Linked DNA regions of Homo sapiens: region 2 is linked to region 1. A link is an interaction called in ENCODE POLR2A ChIA-PET data of the cell type or tissue named here. Cell type or tissue: PC-9. All regions are shown on one strand.

What was found. ChIA-PET counts read pairs that join two places held together with the same protein. Peaks named below come from ENCODE experiments on the same cell type or tissue, not always from the same donor. Only the 100,000 strongest peaks of a DNase experiment are listed, where the experiment ranks them.
Region 2: POLR2A ChIA-PET joins it to region 1 with 15 read pairs; 1 of 35 experiments calls an interaction of 5 or more read pairs at or near these places.

Annotation. Positions count from the first base shown.
Region 1 is chr6:54,869,106-54,874,105 of GRCh38, reverse strand. FAM83B (family with sequence similarity 83 member B) reads right to left here. Exons shown (of 5, transcript NM_001010872.3): 2 at 3,416-3,919. The coding sequence starts at 3,859. Among named protein-coding and RNA genes, the nearest start is that of FAM83B, 25 kb to the right of the region's middle. In PC-9, no CTCF peak of the experiment used is centred here; no DNase peak of the experiment used is centred here; H3K27ac peaks cover 760 bases.
Region 2 is chr6:53,925,246-53,930,245 of GRCh38, reverse strand. LOC101927189 (a long non-coding RNA gene) reads right to left here and starts at 264. Exons shown (of 4, transcript NR_125842.1): 1 at 1-264. RefSeq lists a silencer at 861-1,155. In PC-9, no CTCF peak of the experiment used is centred here; DNase peaks (open chromatin) are centred at 975, 2,885 and 3,495; H3K4me3 peaks cover 1,448 bases; H3K27ac peaks cover 4,358 bases.

The DNA of each region.
Region 1 (5,000 bases):
AATGAGAGCATATAAATTACTGAAATTCAAAAACAAACACAAAATGTTTCACCTCTTTCCAGTAAAGACAGTTGAGATTGAGAATCATTTTTAATTCCTTTCATAAGAGACTGGAAGGTTAACTTGGTGCTTATAATCAGACTTCAAATGTTTGGGCCTTTAAGCAGATAACTTTTATATTATTTTCATTAGTTTAAGATTTTTCCATAAAATGGCATTATTTTCACAAGTACCTTATCTCAACTGCAAACACAAAAGTGAAAATGGATTTAAATTCTTATCTGAGATCTTTTCCTGGGTTCTGTTTTGACGGTGTCTAGTCCTACTGGTTTGGCTTCATATCTCTGTAGAGTTTTACAGTGTTTATTACCAAAAGATTCTCCCTGAGATATTTAGAAGCAAAAAAAAAAAAAAACTTTATCCATTAAAATATACATTATCCAAATACTTTATGAAAAAAAAAGATCATCCCTTTACAATGCCATGACAATTCACTGAGTTACCAATAAAGATAAATTACCCTCTGAAAAAAATTCAAAAACAGAAAGCTTATCCTGATGACTATTAGGCTCCCATTGATTCTGAAAGATAATAAGAGCATGACATCTGTTGAGTAAATGATAGTCATGAAAACCACATTTAATCTTTAAAAAGCAATGTGTTCTGGTAAGCTTTTATTTCATATTTGTTCTTTTAAAAATTCTTCACAGGACCATGTCCAGTTATAAGCTAAATAATCTTAATTTTTTAAAAATGGGGTCAATAACTTTTTTCCCCAGATTACTTAATTCTTCAAAAATCTTTAAGTAGATATGGCGACATATAAAGAATCTTCCAAAATAATTGAGAAATACATATTCCATGCAAAGATAACCAATTTGACTTCAATATTTATTGCATCTGGGTAGAAACTAGCACAGTCCCTAACACCTTAAAAAATAACAGCTGGGTGTGGTGATTCATGCCTATAATCCCAGCACTTTGGGAGCCTGAGGCAGGAGGATCACTTGAATCCAGGAGTTTGAGACCAGCCTAGATAACATAGGGAAACCTTGTCTCTGTGTTAAAAACAAAAAATAAAAAAAATAAAATAAATAAAATTAAAAACAAAAACCATGTGCACCAAATCGAAGTCGTCTGTTATAATTTATATTTGGCAGTATACTCAGTTTACAAGATCAAATAATTCTCTTCTTTCAAATTCAACTTAGCTATAGCTATACAAGTAGAAAAAAGATGCAATTGTCTTTCTTATTTGTATGCCACATTGATTTTATGAAAGAGAAGCACACATCACATTACTGTTTTACAGTATGGACTTCAATTTCTTCAGCTCGCTAATTCAAGTGGGAGTCCTCAACGGACAGTGACCGGGTAGAAGATATTACTTTTAGAGGCTCATTAAATACAAAGCTGCCACATTAGAAAGAAAAATACATCAAAAGATCATGACTAATGTTCGGTTCCCAGTGGGTGCTAGCCCAAAAACTTATGATATCTCCTGAATTAACATTTTGTATCACAATAATGCAATGTCCCAAAGGAAACTAGCTATCACGCAGGGTGATAAATGCATTACTAAGTTACTACAATAAGAATCTTCATCTTCACTGATGTATTTTCAAAAATGGATTTCAATTTCCTGTTAACATTGTGCTTCAAAAGCATATCATGTCACCAAACAAAATCAGCAAACATTAATACTTGATATTTATTATTTTGCCATTACAAAGACTCACATATAGCCTCAAATTTTGTACTGTTGCCTTACAAAATGCAATTGTATAATTTGTTCACAAGGCCTAAGATAGCGCTGTTTAAAAAAATATTCATGGTTCAATTCAGAAAGCTGAATGACAGTTCAATTCATTCAATAAAAGTTTGGTCACTTACAGTGAGCCTGATTCTATAGCTAATTTTTAACAACTGGAATGGATTAGTACTTTATTTAATATAATACTGTTAAAGGAATTAATACAGCTGAAAAGACAGGTTATTTAAACTCAAAAGGTTTAGGGAAAAAAATTACCTCATTTTTACAAAGCTTGCATTTGACATTAGCTTCAGAACACTGTGTCTCTCTACATTATTGTTAGCCTTTTAGTTGCCTGTCTTGCAAACTGCCATGTCACTGAGGAATTCAAGGGTCTTATATTGACGTACTTCATAAAAGCATACTCTTGCAAGCATTTCTGTGTCTTATTGGCATAGAAGAAAGCAATGTCATGCGTGTGTGCTTCCTAAGGTTCCTTTTAGATCTAAATTTTTGTATCACATAGTCATAACTAAAAAATGCACACTTTATAATTAAAAATTGTAACTTTTTGCCTATACTTTTTTTTTTTTTTTTTTTTTTTTTTGGTGAGACAGGGTCTCGCTCTGTCACCCAGGCTAGAGGGCAGTGGCGCAATCTCAGTTCACTGCAACCTCCACCTCCCAGGTTCAAGCAATTCTCGTGTCTTAGCCTCCTGACTAGCTGGGACTATAAGCACTCGCCACCACATCCGGCTTATTATTATTATTATTATTATTATTATTATTATTATTATTGTAGAGACGAGGTTTTGCTATGTTGGCCAGGGTAGTCTCAAACTCCTGACCTCAAGTGATTCGCCTGCTTCAGCCTCCCAGAGTGCTGGGATTACAGGTGTGAGCCACCACGCCCAGCCTTGCCCATACATTTTAAAACTCTAGATTGAGCTTGGCAAATTTTTTTGTAGTCTCCAAAGTGCCCACCATGGTGCTGAGTAGATACAAAACTCTTAATAACTTTTGTTGCTTGATTAAAGAGTCCTACAGTTTTACCCAAGTTCTAAAATAAGATCTGTGAGATGTATAAGTCAATATAAATATTTGATAAAGAACACCAAAGCCTTAAAATGCTAAATATCTCAGAATCTTGCTTTAGAATTTTACATTATTATGTTGATTTTATACTGTTTCCACACAACTCAGGAAAATAGATAAGTAAACATATGGTTTATTTAATAGCATAAAGCACATTCAGAGCAAGAATTGGTATTCAGTCCTGTTAAAAACAAAGAAAACTTCACCATATCCACCAACTACTTCCTTTCAGAGAAGAAGAAAAATTTAGGTGCTTTAAAATTATGAGTGTTGAGTAATCTTATTCCTAGTCAACATACCTCAGTCTTCTGGGAGAAGAGATCTCCTGAGTACATTATTAAGAAAAGGAAATCTCTTTTCTTTAGCAGAGACCTAATGCCACTCTCTTGGATATATGCAAGATATAGGAAATACAACCTTCCTGTGTATCCATAGGTACTTTCCTAAAAACAATAGGCATGGCCTATACATATAGAGATTCTTTTATTAACATACATATTTGTGTTATTACTCTCTCTACTTTTCTACATGTTTCAAATTTTTCATTTCAAAATAGAAATGTTATTACCTTTCTTGCTTCTTTTATCATCTTCCGAATAGTTTCTTTTATCGTAAGTAGATGTGCTCTTGGTGGATGAAAAAGGAGATCTATATGGGTGCCCCCTAAGAGTCCGGGCATCACATATGGCCAGCCTAAGTCAAGATTTGGAGCTTCCACATCAGACTCAACAGGCCAGTAGGTCCCTGAAGATAAGGTATCATCACAGGAATCATCAGTACCATGTGCTGTGCTTTGTGCAACTTTCTGGACATTTTTCAAAATATAATTAATTTCTTCCTCAGCAAGAAAGTCTGAAACTCGTTCCTGGACAAGAAATTCTTGGTATGCTTCTAACCCGTGTTCAATCAGAATATCAATGGCTACTCGATACCATTCCTTGTAGTGAGGCTCAATGTAGTTGTCAGATTTACACTCATCATTCAATGAGGAAAGCATTGATGAGGTCTCCATGCTTGCAAGTGTTTGGCTATGGCACTTTCAAATGTCCATTCATGCAGTGGTGAGAAGTATCTGGTATTTGAAAAGAAGAAAATCAAGATCAAGTTAAAATTCGGTAACAGAATGTTTTATGATACATATCAACTATTATTTTTTCATTTACACATTTCCATTACCAGAAGCTCAAAATGACACATATTTCATATCCAAAATGACATTAATAGCACCACAATTCACACATCTATCACAAATAAGCTACACAGATTTCCCTTACAGATTGCTGTTGGATTTTCCTTTTCCAAGGTATCTCAATTTAAATTAAAAGAGAATTAGAAAACAATCAATGCCTACCCAGCCATTAATGTCTCTACTGAGTACCTGTCAGGCATACAGAATATGCTAGATGTAATGTTAAGAGCACAAAACACTGGTCTTTCAGGAATTTATTAATTAGTTGAGGAGGCAAATTGTACGCAAAAAACATTACTTACCACTTTGAAGAAAGCCATACATTGCTAAAGGCCAAAATGAGTAATGCCTATATTCAGTGCTTTAAGAATAAAAGCAAGTAGAGATCAATATGGAGCAAATGAGTTATGAACAGCCCTGAGCAAGAGGTGGGCTTCGGCTGGACCCGGAGCAATGAGTAAGAATCTGATCAGGTGGCAAGAAGAAATATTTCCATCCCATACAAGGATAAAAACATGAGCAAAATCACGGAAGAGATATGAGAGTTTGGTACATTCACTAATTATGAAGGAAGAAAAAAATTAAAGAAAAAAAAACCTGGCATGCTGGAAAACAGGTTCCTTTTAACAGGAGTAAGAGATAAAATTGAATAGACAAGATAAAGCCAAGAATGGACGGACACAAAGTTTTGTGATTCAACAAAACTTCTGTTTGAAACAATTCTGGCAGTAGCAGGGGACTGAAGAAGAGACAGGTAGCTAGGAGAGTGTTTCAGTGTTCAAAAACGCAGTGAGGAAGTGGACAGAGTATTCCAGAGATGGTTTAAGGAAGGAGCCTTGAGATTCAGTGACTGGACAGAGTATACGAGATGAAATTTAAGACATGAAAGATAATTCAGAAATTTCTCTTAGGAGTCAAAATCTGCCTATGCAGGCTCACATTCCATCTCTCACAATGCCCACAG
Region 2 (5,000 bases), 940 kb after region 1:
CCATTGTTGGGGAGGGAGTCGACATCAAGCTGGTATCTCATCTAGCTCGTGACTTTTCTATACTGAGCACCTTCCAGGTGTCCAGGTGAGAACACAACATGGATAAGGCTTACTTTACATCTGTCAGAGCCCTGGCAAATGCCTTCCCGAGTGCCTCTGGCATTCTCTGTGAGAAAGAGAGCCACAGCCTGACAACTCCCATAGCCATCAATGGCAACGCTCCTGACCCTCAAGACATTCCAAAAGGATTAAAACCAAGAGCAACCCCAACCTAACAGACCCAGCCCATAGCGTCTTCTCGAAACTTCCCAAACTCACACCGAAACTTGCCCCACCCATTCCGCCTCTGGGCCAATGGGCAGGACCAAAATTCAGGAAGAACATTCAATGCCCAGACAAGTAACCATGTTGTTTTGTTTTTCCAAGCAGTGCTGAGCGAGGTTTAAACAAACAAGCACTCACACCTGCAGCCAAGGAAGGGCAAGAAGCAGCAGCCAGGTGTGGGAACATGAACGCCAGACACTCGGGATCCAGACAGTCTCCCAGGAGAGCCCATTTCCAGTGAATACTTTCTTCAGGTGCTCAGTGAAGCGCAGTCCCATGGGGAGCCTGGGCAACTGTTGGCAAGCTACTTTTTTAAAGCAGTAAGACTTCATTTATGACTTACCTTGAGAAAGCATCAAAAGAGAGGCATTTGCAGACTCTGCATTTACAGGGCATCAGGTGTGGGGTGTCACTCTATTACACCCTGTTACAAGCCTGGTTTCTTGCTATGGGAAGACTCCATAGGACCTTCTGTTCCTATCACCAGGGTGGTGGAGCCAGTTTCAAATAAAATTAAACATTGCTTAGTCACACAAGTTTTCTATTCTTCCTGTTTTCTGCTTCTTTGATTAAATTAGTCCCTAAAGGAGCAATCATTATTTGTCAAATCTTTCACAACAACACATTATAAAAGGAGGACTTTAAATAATAAATTATGACTCATCTTCCTCATTTCCCCCAAATGGCACAAAGGTCAAGTTGCAGCACCATAGATTTCCCAGTGTTCATTATCTGTCTTTTCTCCAAGGGTAGGCTATTAAAGGTAGTGAGTATTAAAAGTCATTCCTAACTAATTAGCTCACTCTGGAGCTACCTGCCAATTTTCAGAATATGCTGAAGCTTTCTCAGAGAGCCAATTACCAAACTGTCACTCCAGTTAATGTTAAAAACGTTATCAATTTTTTTTTTCCCACTAGCCAAATACTTTATCTCACAAGTTTCTTAGGATTTGCACATAGTTTGAGATGGTAGAACAAAGACCCCATGAACATTTCCACAGCCCTTAGCCCAGGACAACATACAAGAAGTGAGTGAAGGTGGTGGGAGGGTTAGAGCAGCTGTTCCAAATCTTTTTGGCACCAGGGACCAGTTTCATGGAAAATGATTTTTCCATGGACCAGTGAGGGAGGGTGGCTTCAGGATGATTTAAGTGCATTACACTTATCATGCACTTTATTTCTATTGTTATTACATTATAATATGTAATAAAACAATTATACAAGTCATCATAATGTAGAATCAGTGGGAACCCTGAGCTTGTTTTCCTGCAACTTGATGGCCTCATCTGGGGGTGATGGGAGACAGTGACAGATCATCAGGCATTAGATTCTCATAATAAGCGTGCAACCTAGATCCCTCGCATGTGCAGTTCACAATAGGGTTTGCACTCCTATGAAAATCTAATGCTGCCGCTGATCTGCCAGGAGGAGGAGCTCAGGCGGTAATGCTTGCTTGCCCACTGCTCACCTCCTGCTGTGTGGCCCATTTCCGAACAGGCCAAGAACTGGTACCTGGCCCTGGGGTACAGGTTGGGGACCCCTGGGTTAGAGAATGCAGAATCACAGTGTTTGCAATCACTAGGCTTAAATGAAGGCCCAATTCTGCATCAATTTCATTAAATTTCACTCAGTTCCATGCCAGTCTTAGTCTATAACTTATAGCCTATGTAATTTTGACAAAAACAGAACCATCACCATTATGACAAATACAACTCTAAATGTAATTACAGGTTACAGTGCTTTGGCTGGGGAAGGGGAGCAAAGTAAAATAAAGGGGTGATTGAAATGTCAACGGAGATGTGAATTTGAATTCTGACTTTGTCCCTTACTGTTTGATCGTGGGCACATTCCTAAAACTATTTGAGTCTTAATTATCTGCTTTGCACAAAGGAAATCGCGTCACCTACCTCATGGTGGTGTTCTGGAAAGCTGAGGCTGTGTTCAGCTAGGTCAGTGTAGGGCGCATAGTAAGTACTCAGTGAATGGCTGCTGTAGTTCATAGTACTATCTTACTGTAAAAAAGGGCAGCTCGTTTTTTGTTTAGAAGTTAAATGTTGATGCTGCAAAAGAAACTTGGGGCCAGGCACAGTGGCTCACACCTGTAATCCCAGCACTTTAGGAGGCTGAGGCAGGTTGATCACTTGAGACCAGGGGTTCAAGACCAGCCTGGGCAACATGGTGAAACCCTGTCTCTACTAAAAATACAAAAAATAGCCAGGCATGGTGGCATGCAACTGTAATTCCAGCTACTTGGGAGGCTGAGGTAGGAGAATCGTTTGAACCTGGGAGGGGGAGGTTGCAGTGAGCTGAGATTGCACCACTGCACTCCAGCCTGGGCGACAGAGCAAGACTCTGTCTCAAAAGAAAAAAAAAAAAAAAAGAAACTTGGAGGATTGACCCAGTCAGGTTCTTGTCCAGTCAGAACTCAAGAGCCCTTGGCTAAAATCCATGCTTGTCACAATGATTGCCCACTCTCAGAGTCTAAAGTTACACTATCCTTCTGGCCTACTGCCAGACACAAAACCTCATCTCCAATCTTCCACACAGCCCACTGAACACAAGGAACAGATCAGGTTTTTCTGGTTTCCCTTTCCCGCCAGCTGTCTGCTTTTTAAAAAAGAAACCACTCCAACAAGATGGGAGTGTTCTCTACATGCCCCACGTCAGGCTGCACTAATTTATTTGTTCCAGCAGGTTTTTCTCCCTGGATGATCCATGTCTTAAATTGACTCGTTCCTTCTGATACATGAAAGCCTCCTTTGAGAGAAAGGAGACAGAACAAAGCAAGAGGTAAAAAAGGAGATGTTATGAAAATCCAGGGTGAAATAGAGACAAGGCAAAATGAGCACCAGAGACCTGAACCTAGAAAACCAAGAATATGACAAAGAGGGGGACATTTTCTGGAAAAGGAGACCCTTTTCTCAACTAGCTGTCTCATGGTTTCTTGGTAGGATCTAGTTTTACCTTAAGGATGGCTAGTTAGTAAGTCTGGTTAAAATGAGGTGGTTACCATGAGACCATTGCTAGACCTACCATTAAGTAAGCACACAGGACAAATTAAAATCACCACCCATTACATAATGCAGGAGTCTATATATAAAACCACAGGTGAAACAGTTTTCAAATAAAGTTTTCTCCATCAGAACTAGTGTGTGTCCTCATTCCTGAGAACATACCCATCTGATGACACACTGTTGGCTTGGTGGCAGGAATTGCAGGGGTGCTAATAACACTACTATAACAACAAAAACAGCAAGACCTGTAATAATAGCAGCCACCCACTTCCTGAGAGCGTGTTTTATGTATCCCACTTAATCCTCACTCTAAGCCTGAAAGGACTATTACTGCCCCATTTTAAAGATGAAGGACCTGAGGCCCAGAGAGGTTAGTTTGTCCATACCTACGTGGCAGGCTGGGATTCAGACCTATATCCATATGCATGATTCCACTGGCATATTGACTCAAAAATTGTAACTCCAAAGCAGTTTTAAAAAGCACATTTGCTTGCTTTTCCAGAGCTTTAAAAAAAAATGCTTCATTGTGCACTTTCTTATAGACATATTTTAAAACATAATACATGTTTTAAAAACATGCATTTTTAAATGCCTTAGTCTTGTGTTGCTAATTATTGAAGGTGAGTGATAGCTATAGGAGGGTCAATGATGATTCTACTTTTGTATGTTTTGAATTTTCCATAATAAAGTTATCTCTTTTTTTTTTTTAATTGGCTCTTTGGAAAATTGGATGAGGTAAGACAACAACAATGGTGAAGTGAGATTGCAACTCTCCATGGATGTCACTGAGTGGCAATGTCCCTAATTGCCTTCTATTAATAAGCAGCTGCAATGCAGTCCCTTGTTTGAGAGTGCTGCTGCAGCCTTGCCACACACCAGCAGCATGCCCAGGGCAGAGCATCACTCATTTTCTTTCTTTTTTTCTCTAAGACAGTCTTGCTCTGTCGCCCAGGCCGGAGTGCAGTGGCACGATCTCGGCTCACGGCAACTTCCGCCTCCCAGGTTCAAGCAATTCTCCTGCCTCAGCCTCCTGCGTAGCTGGGATTACAGGTGCCCGCCACCACACCTGGCTAATTTTATGTATTTTTAATAGAAACAGGTTTCCACCATGTTGGCCAGGTTGGTCTCGAACTCCTGACCTTGTGATCTCCCACCTCAGCCTCCCAAAGTGCTGGCATTACAGCTATGAGCCACTGTGGCCGACCAAGCGTCAGTCATTTTACCAGGGAAGGACTGGCTGTTCAGAGTAACTCTCAGACACAGAATTTTCCCAGCCTCCACCCCATTCACTAAGCATGTCTTGTTGGGTGTGGTAGATTTCACAGGAGATGGCAGAAGTGCTGCTATGAGAGGCTGGTGCGAGTGATCCCACCTTGCCTGCTCACCTCATTGACAGCCAGCTAGTATGTTTTTAGACAGAAAGATTGGGTCAGTCAGGACAATTCCTCCAAACTTTCCAGAAAAAAAACAATATCTAGGCAGACATTTTATGATTTCTTACCAATCCCTCTATTCATTATCAATGACTTTGATTATTTCACTTCCTCTCATTTTTTCTCTGGCTATTTTACCCACTGAGACATTATTTTCTTGCTAAAAAGAAGAAATAACTGGCTATGGGAAAAAAAAAAGTGGGTGAACAGGTCATACTAACCTCCTTTCC